Linked DNA regions of Homo sapiens: region 2 is linked to region 1. Evidence: read pairs that join two places in POLR2A ChIA-PET (ENCODE). Cell type or tissue: CD4-positive, alpha-beta T cell. All regions are shown on one strand. Each heading gives the region's core, and the rest is flanking DNA. Links, peaks and the distances in the headings are about the cores only.

Region 1 (5,382 bases), core at 202-5,201:
CCCATCTACCAGGGCCTAGCACAAAGCCCATTTCTTGAAAACTTCTTCCCAGCACTTATCTCATTCATGTTCTCTCTCCTTTCCTTCCCTCCTTCCCTACCCTCTTCCTCCCTTCTTTCTCTCTGTCGCTCTCTCTCTGCTTCTCTCTCTCTCTGTTTCTCTCTCTCTGTCTCTCTCTGAGTGTGTATTGATCTCCCTCCTCAGCCACGTTCCTATGGGACTCCCCTTTTACCTCTGAGATAGCACTTATTTCAGGCTGCTTTGGAGTAGAGTTCTTCATGTTCATACCACCTCCCAGGTTAGAAATTGTGCTCCTGGAATTGAAGAGCTACCCATTCTTCATTCATGTGCATATTGATCATCTGCTGGCCACACCCAGGGTTTTGCACCTGGAATAGGTTCCTAATAAATGTTTGGCACTTGGTACAGTGGCTCGATGGACAGAGCGAGCCTTGGCTTTAGCAATGGATAGCACACCTCCTAATGTGTGACCTTGGACAAGTGACTTACCCGCTCCAAACCTCTTAGGTCCAAAACCTATAAAACGGGGGTTAAAATAGTGCCTACCCCATAGAGTGGTGAGGGATAAATGAGATAATGTGCAGAACATGTAATGTAACACTTACCACTCATAAACTAGGCATGAGTCACCAGCTTCATCCTACAAACACTTTCGGAGATTTACTTTTGCCCTGGATCCTCTGGAGTGGGTACTGGGGAGAAAGTTACTAGAATATTCATGTTGAAAGACAAAGATGACCTCGATGCAGTCTGGGCCTGGCTACAGAAAGGATGGTTAAGTCTGAATGGATTCTAAAGAAATCAAGGGCACAACGCTGGCAGCCCCAGGCCCTTATAAAAGGCGGGGCCTCTCTCTTCCCAACTAAAGAAATCAGACACTGCCTAGGAAACCAGCTCCTTTAATCTCCTTACACTAAAGATTAACACCTACCAGAGTCCCTCCCCAAAGCCATCTTCATACTTTTTAATGTGAGCCTGAATAACTGGAGGACAGGAAAGGCAATCTGGAGCATGGAGAAAGGGAATTTTCAAAGGAACTTGGCCATTGTGTCTCTGGCACTGAGGTTGAGGGGAACAGAGGCCAGGAGGGCAGGACTCTAGAAAGCCAGGGAGCCCCTCCTGTCATTGAGACACACATTGAATCCTTTTCCTTGGATTCCAGGAGCAGCAGTCCTGGACAGGGGCCATGGAGGGTGAGGTATAGTGGGGAGGGAAGGGTGGGTGGGAGCAGAGCAGTATCCTCCCTCTCTCTGGCCACTGTGGTTCTCAGCGTACATTCTTAAATGGGTGTTTTGATATATTTCAGCCTCTGAGAATGTTGGCAGACCACCAGCTTTTCTCAGGGCCAAGCTCCCTTGAATAAGTCGATGTACTTCTGCATACCATCCCCACTGGCCTGTCCACCGTCTAGGTTCCTGTGATGGGGTGGTGGTGTGGGATTGGGGGAGGGGTGGGGGGATTGATGCCGGGGACGGAGCAGTTGCTGTGGACGATTTGAGTCCTGTGTGGCAGCCTTTCCCTTGGAGACAAGATCCTGGGCTAGGCTCTTGGCACGTGAATGACTCTTGGAGACCATCTAGTCCAATCCACCCTTTTACAGATGAGGAAACTGAGACGTAAAGAGCCCAAGCCAAGATGAAAACCCAAATCTCACCCCAGTCCAGGGTTTTTGTCCTGTTTCTCTATGACAGTCCCGTAAAGAAATTTTGCTGTGATATGATGCAGGTGTCACAACAAGGCTGAAAAGGACAAATCTGGATTTGATTAGAAAGTGTGAGTCCTACTTGCTCAATCTCACATTGAAGCCACAACTTACTCCTTGCCTGAGAGTAGCTTCTCGTCCTGTGGTGTGGGGAGGGGTGGGCAGAGGGAGGACTGGTGCAAACAGTGTTTAGATTTCCTCTCTGATAGACTCCTGGGGTGGAGTTGGAAAGGTCCAAGGTGAGGTGTGAGAGTTTTGACTTGAAGGATCTGCTCTTTTGAGTGCTAGGCAGGTAGGCAGGCATTCTCTTCCTCCTTCCCTAAAAGATCTGTAGCCTCTTTAGGATCAAAGGACGCTGGTGTGCAATGAGAATGCCACTGAGAGGTGGCACCCAGCACCCATCCAGGAAAAGGAACAGACAGAGTGAAAAACTGATGATGGTAACTCACATGAGTTAAAAAAAAAAAAAAAGCAGAAGTAAGTAAAGCTGGCATGGGTATGACCAATGGAAAGGCTCAAATAATGGGGATGTAGAAAGGATTGATGAAACTCTCAGGGGAAATTCATTCACTCAGTCAAGAGCTCTTTAACGGAACACTTACTCTGTACCAGGTTCAGTTGTCGGCACTGGAGAAATCACACCAAGAAGGGTGCAGAGACCCATTGCAAGTGACTTGGGAAGAGGAAAACTCAGTCATGGGCAGACACCCAGTTAAATGGAAAGCAGAGTTAAAGGAGGACAGCGGGAAGAATGAGATCTTGAAAAATCCATCAGCAATTTCGGGACGATAACATGTGCACAGATGATATTTTTTAAAAACCTGGGAGAAAGGAGTCAGTGGGAGACACAATTTGAGAGCTACTGTGGCACTCTGGGGACCAAACTAAAGTGTTTGCACCACATGCTGGGGTAATTCAATCACTCAGCAAGCACTGTTTGAGCACCTGTGTTTCTCTGGCCACACTAGTCTCCCTGCTGTTCCTTGTCCTCACCAGGCATGCTTCCCTACTCTGCCTTTAATCTGCAGGGGGATTATCATAGCTCATTGTAACCTTGAACTCCTGGGCTCAAGCGATTCTCCCATTTCAGCCTCCCCAATAGATGGGACTACAGGCCTGCACCACCATGCCAGGCTATTTTTTTTTCTATTTTGGTATAGGTGGGGTCTCACTATGTTGCCCAGGAGGTCACTATCTCCTGGGCTCAAGCCATCCTCCCGCCTTGGCCTCCCAAAGTGCTAGTATTACAAATGTGAGCCACCACACCCATCCAGAGTTCCCCTTTTTTTTGAGGGCTTCCCCCTACTCAGTAGCACCATTGTCTTAGGTCATTTTCTGTTGCTGTAACATATACCACAGATTGGGTAATTTATAAAGAAATTTATTTCTTACAGTTCTGGAGGCTGTAAAGTCCACATCTGGTGAGGGCCTTTTTGCTGGTGGGAACTCTCTGAAGAGTCCCCAGGTGGTGCAGAGCACCACAAGGTGAGGGGACTGAGTGTGTTAGCTCAGTTCTCTCATCCTCATCTTATGAAGCTGCTAGTCCCATTCCTGTAGCAACCCATTAGTCCATCAACCCATGAATCCATGAATGGATTTATCCATTTATGAGGGCAGAGCTCTCATGACCCAATCACCTCTTAAAGGCCCCAACTCTGAATATTGCTACATTGGGGGTTGAACTTCAACATAAGTTTTGGAGGGGACAAATATCCAAGCCCTAGCAACCATTTAGCAAATGCGTAAACAAGCTGCAATTGTGGTGACAAGAGAAGGCACATCACCCTGGAAAGGACCCTGTCTCATTTTTCTTTGTTTTTATTTTTTATTTTTATTAAGATTATTTTTTAGAGATGTGGTCTCTCCATGTTGCCCAGGCTGGCCTTGAACTCCTAGCCTCAAGTGATCCTCCTGCCTTAGCCTCCCAAAGTGCTGGGATTACAGGTGTGAGCCACCAAGTCCAGTTTATCTCATTCATCATTGTACCCCAGTGCTAGGCACATAGTAAGCATTGAGGAAATGTTGAATGAATGAATATCATTTTTAAGCACTGAGGAAACCTATTTTTAAAATAGTAAATGTTATTATCACAACTTTGTAAAAAGTGCATTTTAAAATGTTTCTAAAATCCACTAATAAATACCAACAGTAAGCCGGACATGGTAGTGTGTCCGTAATCCCAACTACTCAGGAAGCTGAGGCGAGGAGGATCACTTCAGCTTAGGAGTTTAAGGCTGCAGTGAGCTGTGATTGTGCCACTGCACCCCAGCCTGGCCAACAGAGCAAGACCCCGTCTTTAAAAAAAGTTGTAAAAAGAAATACCAACAGCAGTTGAATGGTGGAGTTCTGGGAAATCTTTCGTTATTTCCTTTTCTTTTCTCTTCCTTCCTTCCTTCCTTCCTTTCTCTTTCTTTCTTTCCTTTTTTTTTTTTTTTGACAGTGTCTTGCTGTCGCCCAGGCTGGAGTGCAGTAGTGCAATCTTGGCTCGCTGCAACCTCTGCCTCCTGGGCTCAAGCACACCTCAACCTCCCTAGTAGCTGGGATTCCAGGCGCATGCCACCACGCCCATCTAATTTTTCTATTTTTAGTAGAGATGGGATTTTGCCATGTTGGCCAGGCTGGTCTTGAACTCCTGACCTCAAGTGATCCACCTGCCTCGGCCTCCCAAAGTGCTGGGATTACAGGCATGAGCCACTGTACCTGGCCTTTTTCTTTCTTTTCTGTATTTTTCCCATTTTGTGTACTATAGCAACATTTTTAATAATGAATAAAGTATATTTTAGTCCCATCCACACCTTCCTTCCTCCCAAAAAAGGAATTGTGAGAATTACAATTTACAACCTAATATTTTAAAAGTCTTGTGCCATGTAAAGTGTAAATGACGAAGACTGAGAAACCATGACCTGAACTTTATAATGCAATGAAATAAAGTTTACCACACTCTGACGTGTCTGACAATATGCATGAGGATTGTGTAGCTGGGCATGACCAACAATTCTCATAAAACACTGTGATTGGTATTACTTGAAACAGCCAAACTGGCCTCTGTCAGATGCTTGGGGAAGGGAGGCGGGAACTGGATGGGGTGTGTGTGGCTCTGTTGGCCTCAGAAGACCCCTGGATCCATAACCCAGGTATGCCACTTTGCTGGCAGAGAAGGCCAGGACCTGGGAGCTCCGAGGACCTCCGGCTGACAGATTTGCAGCCTCCAAGTGGGGCTGGTGCTGCACAGGCTTCACAAAGGAGCTTTTTACCACAACAGGAACGGCACGAACACCCCAAACTCTGCTTTCCTTCCCTTCCCAGCCTTCTAGATATGGAGAGTTCATAAGGATACTGCCTGAAATGTCATCAATAAAAATGTGTTGGGCAGCAGAACGATTGCCTTTGAGAGGGCTAGAGGAGAGAATATTCATTCACACAACAAATGTTTATTGAGAATCTACTATATGCCAAGCATAAGGGAGGTCCTGTGCATACATGGTGTCATTTCCTTGCATCAGCCTGATGAAGATGCTATTAGACCCCACTATACAGATAATGAAACAGGCTGGGAAATGTTAAGTTAGTGACACTGAGTCACACATTTAAGTAAGTGGTGGTAGTGGGGAGGGAGGTGGAAAGGGAGGGAGGAGGGACTCAAACACAGCCCCATCAGA
Region 2 (5,382 bases), core at 1-5,000, 190 kb before region 1:
TACTTTCAGAAATTGACTTTACGATATATTAATATTAAGGCACTATTTCATGTTCTGGCAATTTGAATACAGTGAGTCAACTTTCAAACGTGCAGTCACAAGAACTACAAGACCTAGTTTAGGGATAATCTAATTCACTGGCAATTATGGGTATGAGAGAGAAATCTAGAAATAATTTTAAATGTAATAAGATGCTATCAGCTGAATAATAGAAGTTGTAGTCATCATGAGGAAACTACCTTTCATTCAGCTGGGGGAATTTTCAGGTGTTGTAGATGGTGTGAATTTGAACTTCATGACAACAGTATTAATAGGATACCCTCCATTGTAAACTTTCTCTTTCACCTCATCCAAAACCCAGGCAGAGAAAACCTTTGTGATCTCCCTGTGCTGGTGGGTAGATTTTTTTTCCCTACTCCATCCTTTCACTTGCGGATGCATAGTACAGCTTAAGTCAAGTCTCAAGAATTTCTAGCCATTATGTAGTAGAAGCTTTCAGGTTTTATCATGTATAATATTTCCATAATGAAATTGCTGGACCTGATATATTCTAACCAAGAAAATTACCTTTTATTCTATGTTTTTAAAAATACATATTTTTAATGTCAAGGAATTATAATTTAAGGCTAGCTGAGAACTGTTTCTTGGACAGCCAGGACAACCAAAACTGAACTGGAGATGAAGTAAAGATGCAGCCCAGTGCCTGATACCATCCCTTGCCCTATGTAGGTTTGCAGCCCAAAGTAGTTTCTGTCATGTTCTGGTTCGAATGATGGCCTGGTGCTTTCTGCCATCTGTGAACCTTGAAGAAATTCATTCAGACTTAGACTATGTATCAATTAATTTATTCTATCTAGAAGGCATTTTTGATAAATTTTAGAACCTCTGAGAAACACAATACTAATAGCAGTTAACCTTTTTTAACATTTACAGTGTGACTGGCAATGTACTAATAAGCACTTTATGTGCATAATCTCATTTAATCTTTAAAATAACTGTAGGAGACAGATGCTATTATTAGTGTCAGGTTTTAAATGAAAAGCTAAGACTTAGAATGATTAAATAATTTCCCAAGATTATACAGAGTTATGATTTGAACCCAAGTTTTGCTCCTCTTTTTACTTCTGTGTCTTATTTGCAGTGTGTATCCAGATTGTGACTTTATGATTTTACTTTTGCACCCCTTGAACAATGTAAAATGTCCAGGACTCATCATTCTGGAGCCTTGAGGATGAGAATGAGTATATCCTTAAGGCTTATTTTAGACTAAATTGAGTCAGTCATATACGGCTTGGTCTCTATATTCATCTTTCAAATTTTCCTAACATCTCTGGAATTCATGAGTTACAGGAAATGTAAATAACAGGGCAGCTTATTCCAGTGGACCATACCACTACTAACTTCAGTGTGTCTGTGACATTTCCTTACTCTTTGGGGGCCAGTTGGTATAATTCACATGTATGAAGAGACCCAAATACTAGTTCAACATGGGATTCTACATGTTAGAATTTATAGTGACTAAGAAGAACTACTAATAGCATGTGTTTTCCACCCTCTTTACTTTTATATAGGTGAAAATTTGTGATATGCAGATGCGTGGCACACCCCGAGACTTACTTCCAGGAGACCCTATTTGTAGTCCAGTAGCAGCAGTGCTGGCTGAGGCCACTATTCAGCTCATCCGTATCCTTCACCGAACAGACCGTTGGACTTACTGCATTAACAAAAAAATGATGGAAAGGCTTCACAAAATTAAGATATGTATTAAAGAGTCAGGTCAGAAGCTAAAGAAAAGCCGCTCGGTTCAGAGCCGAGAGGAAAATGAAATGAGAGAGGAGAAGGAGAGCAAAGAGGAAGAGAAAGGTAAACATACTAGGCATGGCCTCGCTGACCTCTCAGAGCTGCAGCTGAGGACTCTTTGCATAGAGGTGTGGCCCGTGCTGGCTGTGATAGGAGGAGTTGATGCTGGTCTTAGAGTTGGAGGTCGGTGTGTTCACAAGCAAACTGGGCGCCATGCCACGCTGCTGGGAGTGGTCAAAGAGGGCAGCACGTCTGCCAAGGTCCAATGGGATGAAGCAGAAATTACTATCAGGTATGATCTGTTGAGTTACACTTTTAGCAAACAAATATTTAATGGTGAAATAGGCCATTGCCTGTCGACAGTGAGTAATTATGTATTTTAGGTGAGCTGCCAGTTAACTTTTAAAAATATTTCTCATGCAGCTAGATGTTTCTACTGTAATTTCTTAAAGGAGAATTTCCTAAACCCATGTTCTTTGAAATACTAGTGGGTTTTAAAAATACATAGTCTTTTTGTTCTGTTTTGTTTTGGGGAAAAAATGGTAAGCTCCTTAGTTTATATGTTTAACTGGGATTCTTCTTCCAATTTTCATTTGGCTTTTTGCATTTTGATCATTTCTGTTACACACTGGCATAGTAAAAAGCCAGCCAGCTAATCTGTTCATTGCATTTTGTGGTAGCAAGGCTCTGAATATTGGATATGAACGTTTGACGGACTGAAATTAGGCTTTGCATTATCTGTAATTTTAAGTATTCTTCCTTTTTATAAAACCACATATTTCTATCCCCTCAATGTAAACATTTTGATTAGATGTGAAAGTTACATTTATTTAACACAAACTGGGTATTTAAAAGCATTTAGGTGTGTTTGAATTCAGAGAGGATTTGTGCAAATTACAAATTTCATATGTTTACAAGGAAATGCAGGTTGAGCATCCCAAATCCAAAAATCCAAAATCCAAAGTGCTCCAATGAATATTTCCATTGAGCATCATGTTGGTGCTCAAAAAGTTTCAGGTTTTCACTCAAAGGAGTTGCCCATTGGAGCATTTCAGATTTGGGATTTTTGGATTTGGGATGCTCACCTGCTAAGTACAATGTAAATATTCCAAAATTTGGGAAAAAAATCTGAAATCCAGAACACTTCTGATCCTGTGCATTTTGGATAAGGGATACTCATCCTGTCAAGTATCTTCCTTGATAAGTAGACTCATTTGTCTAATGACTCTACATAATTGTATCATTTGAAAATATGGATTTATTGGTGATATTATGTAACTGTTCATTATGCTGCCCATTGTGATTCCTGTAAAGTTACATGTTGGTATGACATAGAACAATATCTTTTTAAATTTTATTTGATTTTATTATTTATTTTTTTGAGACGGAATCTCGCTCTGTCGCCCAGGCTGGAGGGCAATGGCATGATCTTGGCTCACTGCAACTTCTGCCTCCCGGGTTCAAGCAATTCTCCCACCTCAGTCTTCCGAGTAGCTGGGATTACAGGCACCCACCATCATGCCCGGCTAATTTTTATATTTTTGTAGAGACAGGGTTTCACCATGTTACCCAGGTTGGTCTTGAACTCCTGACCTCAAGTGATCCACCTGCCTCGGCCTCCCAAAGTGCTGAGATTACAGACATGAGCCACCACGCTCGGCCGGAACAATATCTAAAACAGTGGTTCTTTGTGGTTTTGGAGTGGTACTGTTTCAGAATTTAGTGAATGCTATGGATCATCTTAGCCAAAAAATACATACACATAAACTTTACACACAATTTCAGGGGTTAATGGACTCTGCCTTCCCCTCCATTCTACCAAGCTAAGAAACCAGTGACAGCTTTACAGAATGACATGCAAGTGTCGACCTTTCCTCTCATTCTTTGCCTTGTTTCAGAAAGGATTTATGATGCCTGGTTAAGATGCATACAGTAGGCTGGGCTTGGTGGCTCACACTTGTAATCCCGGCAGTTTGGGAGGCAGAGGCAGGCAGATCACCTGAGGTCAGGAGTTTGAGACCGGCCTGGCCACCATGGCAAAACCTTCTTTCTACTAAAAATACAAAAAAGCCAGCCGTAGTGGCGTGCGCCTGTAATCCCAGCTACTCAGGGAGCTAAGGCAGGAGAATCTCTTGAACTCAGTAGTCAGAGGTTGCAGTGAGCTGAGATCGCACCACTGCACTGCAGCCTGGGTGACAGAACAAGACTCCGTCTCCAAAAAAAAAAAAAAAAAGATGTATACAGTATAGCAAAATAAGTGAATTAATAAATTAAAACAAGAAAAATGAGCCTAGAGGAAAATAGAAAGGTAATATAGAACCAAGATTTAGGTTAGAACAACAAAACTTTATACCAGCAAAAGCTTTTTATTACATTTTGTATAATTATATCATTCTTAAACTTCAGGAAGTTCTTGCCAATATCAGGAAATATATAATTATATTTTGGCTTAAACTATAGAGGCATTATTTGAGACTACAAAGTAAACTTTTTTATGAAATGAAGTCCTCACTGAAATAAGTTATAAGTAACCATTTATAAACTAGATTTATTATACAAATTTTCTGAATAGCTTACATCAAACTACATCTGACCAACCTCCTGTTTTTATAAGTAAAGGTACACAGCCACACCCATTTGTTTAGTTGTATCAGTGGCTGCTTTTGCACTATGATGGCAGGGTTGAGTGGTTGCAGCTGAGACTGTGTGCCCTGCAGAGTCTAAAATATTTCCTGTCTGGCCCCTTACAGAAAGTTTGCTAACTCCTGGCATACATTATATATTAGTGAATATTCTTATTTGAAAGCATCTCATTGCTTCTGCATTTAGTATCACATCTCCCCATTTTCTCATAATAGACTCGTTTTTCTCTGTGTTTGTAATGATTTCTCTAGTTTGTGTAAATTATTCTCTGTATTGTGTACATGATGCACCTTATTTTGTCTACATTATTTTCCGTACCTTCCTCCCGTCTTTCCCTCACTTGCTTCTTCCTGTGTCATTCTGATCTTTATTAAAGCTTCCCAACTTTTTGGTCGCCTAGTGATACTCCATTGTATAATCTGGAACCCTGTGAACCATTGCCGTTTGATGTGGCGCGATTCCGAGGCCTGACGGCTTCTGTGCTGCTGGACCTAACATATCTCACTGGCGTTCATGAAGACATGGGCAAACAGAGCACCAAACGACATGAAAAGAAACACCGACATGAATCCGAGGAGAAAGGGGATGTTGAGCAGAAACCTGAGAGTGAATCCGCTTTAGATATGCGAACAGGCCTAACATCTGATGACGTCAAAAGTCAGAGTACCACAAGCTCCAAATCAGAAAATGAAATCGCTTCATTTTCTTTAGATCCAACACTGCCAAGTGTGGAATCCCAACATCAAATAACAGAAGGGAAAAGAAAAAATCATGAACACATGTCCAAAAACCATGATGTAGCCCAGTCAGAAATCAGAGCAGTCCAGCTGTCCTATCTTTACCTCGGTGCTATGAAGTCACTTAGTGCCCTTCTTGGCTGTAGTAAATATGCTGAGCTGTTGCTGATACCAAAAGTTCTGGCTGAAAATGGCCACAACT

The links. Peaks named below come from ENCODE experiments on the same cell type or tissue, not always from the same donor. Only the 100,000 strongest peaks of a DNase experiment are listed, where the experiment ranks them.
Region 2: POLR2A ChIA-PET joins it to region 1 with 5 read pairs; 2 of 35 experiments call an interaction of 5 or more read pairs at or near these places.

The regions. Positions count from the first base shown.
Region 1 is chr15:63,488,126-63,493,507 of GRCh38, reverse strand. No RefSeq gene overlaps it. Among named protein-coding and RNA genes, the nearest start is that of USP3, 14 kb to the left of the region's middle. RefSeq lists an enhancer at 3,149-3,278. In CD4-positive, alpha-beta T cell, for the core only: no CTCF peak of the experiment used is centred there; DNase peaks (open chromatin) are centred at 2,237 and 3,007; H3K27ac peaks cover 936 bases.
Region 2 is chr15:63,674,555-63,679,936 of GRCh38, reverse strand. It overlaps HERC1 (HECT and RLD domain containing E3 ubiquitin protein ligase family member 1), which reads left to right. Exons shown (of 78, transcript NM_003922.4): 37 at 1,572-2,092; 38 at 4,820-5,382. Among named protein-coding and RNA genes, the nearest start is that of USP3-AS1, 76 kb to the right of the region's middle. In CD4-positive, alpha-beta T cell, for the core only: no CTCF peak of the experiment used is centred there; no DNase peak of the experiment used is centred there; H3K27ac peaks cover 428 bases.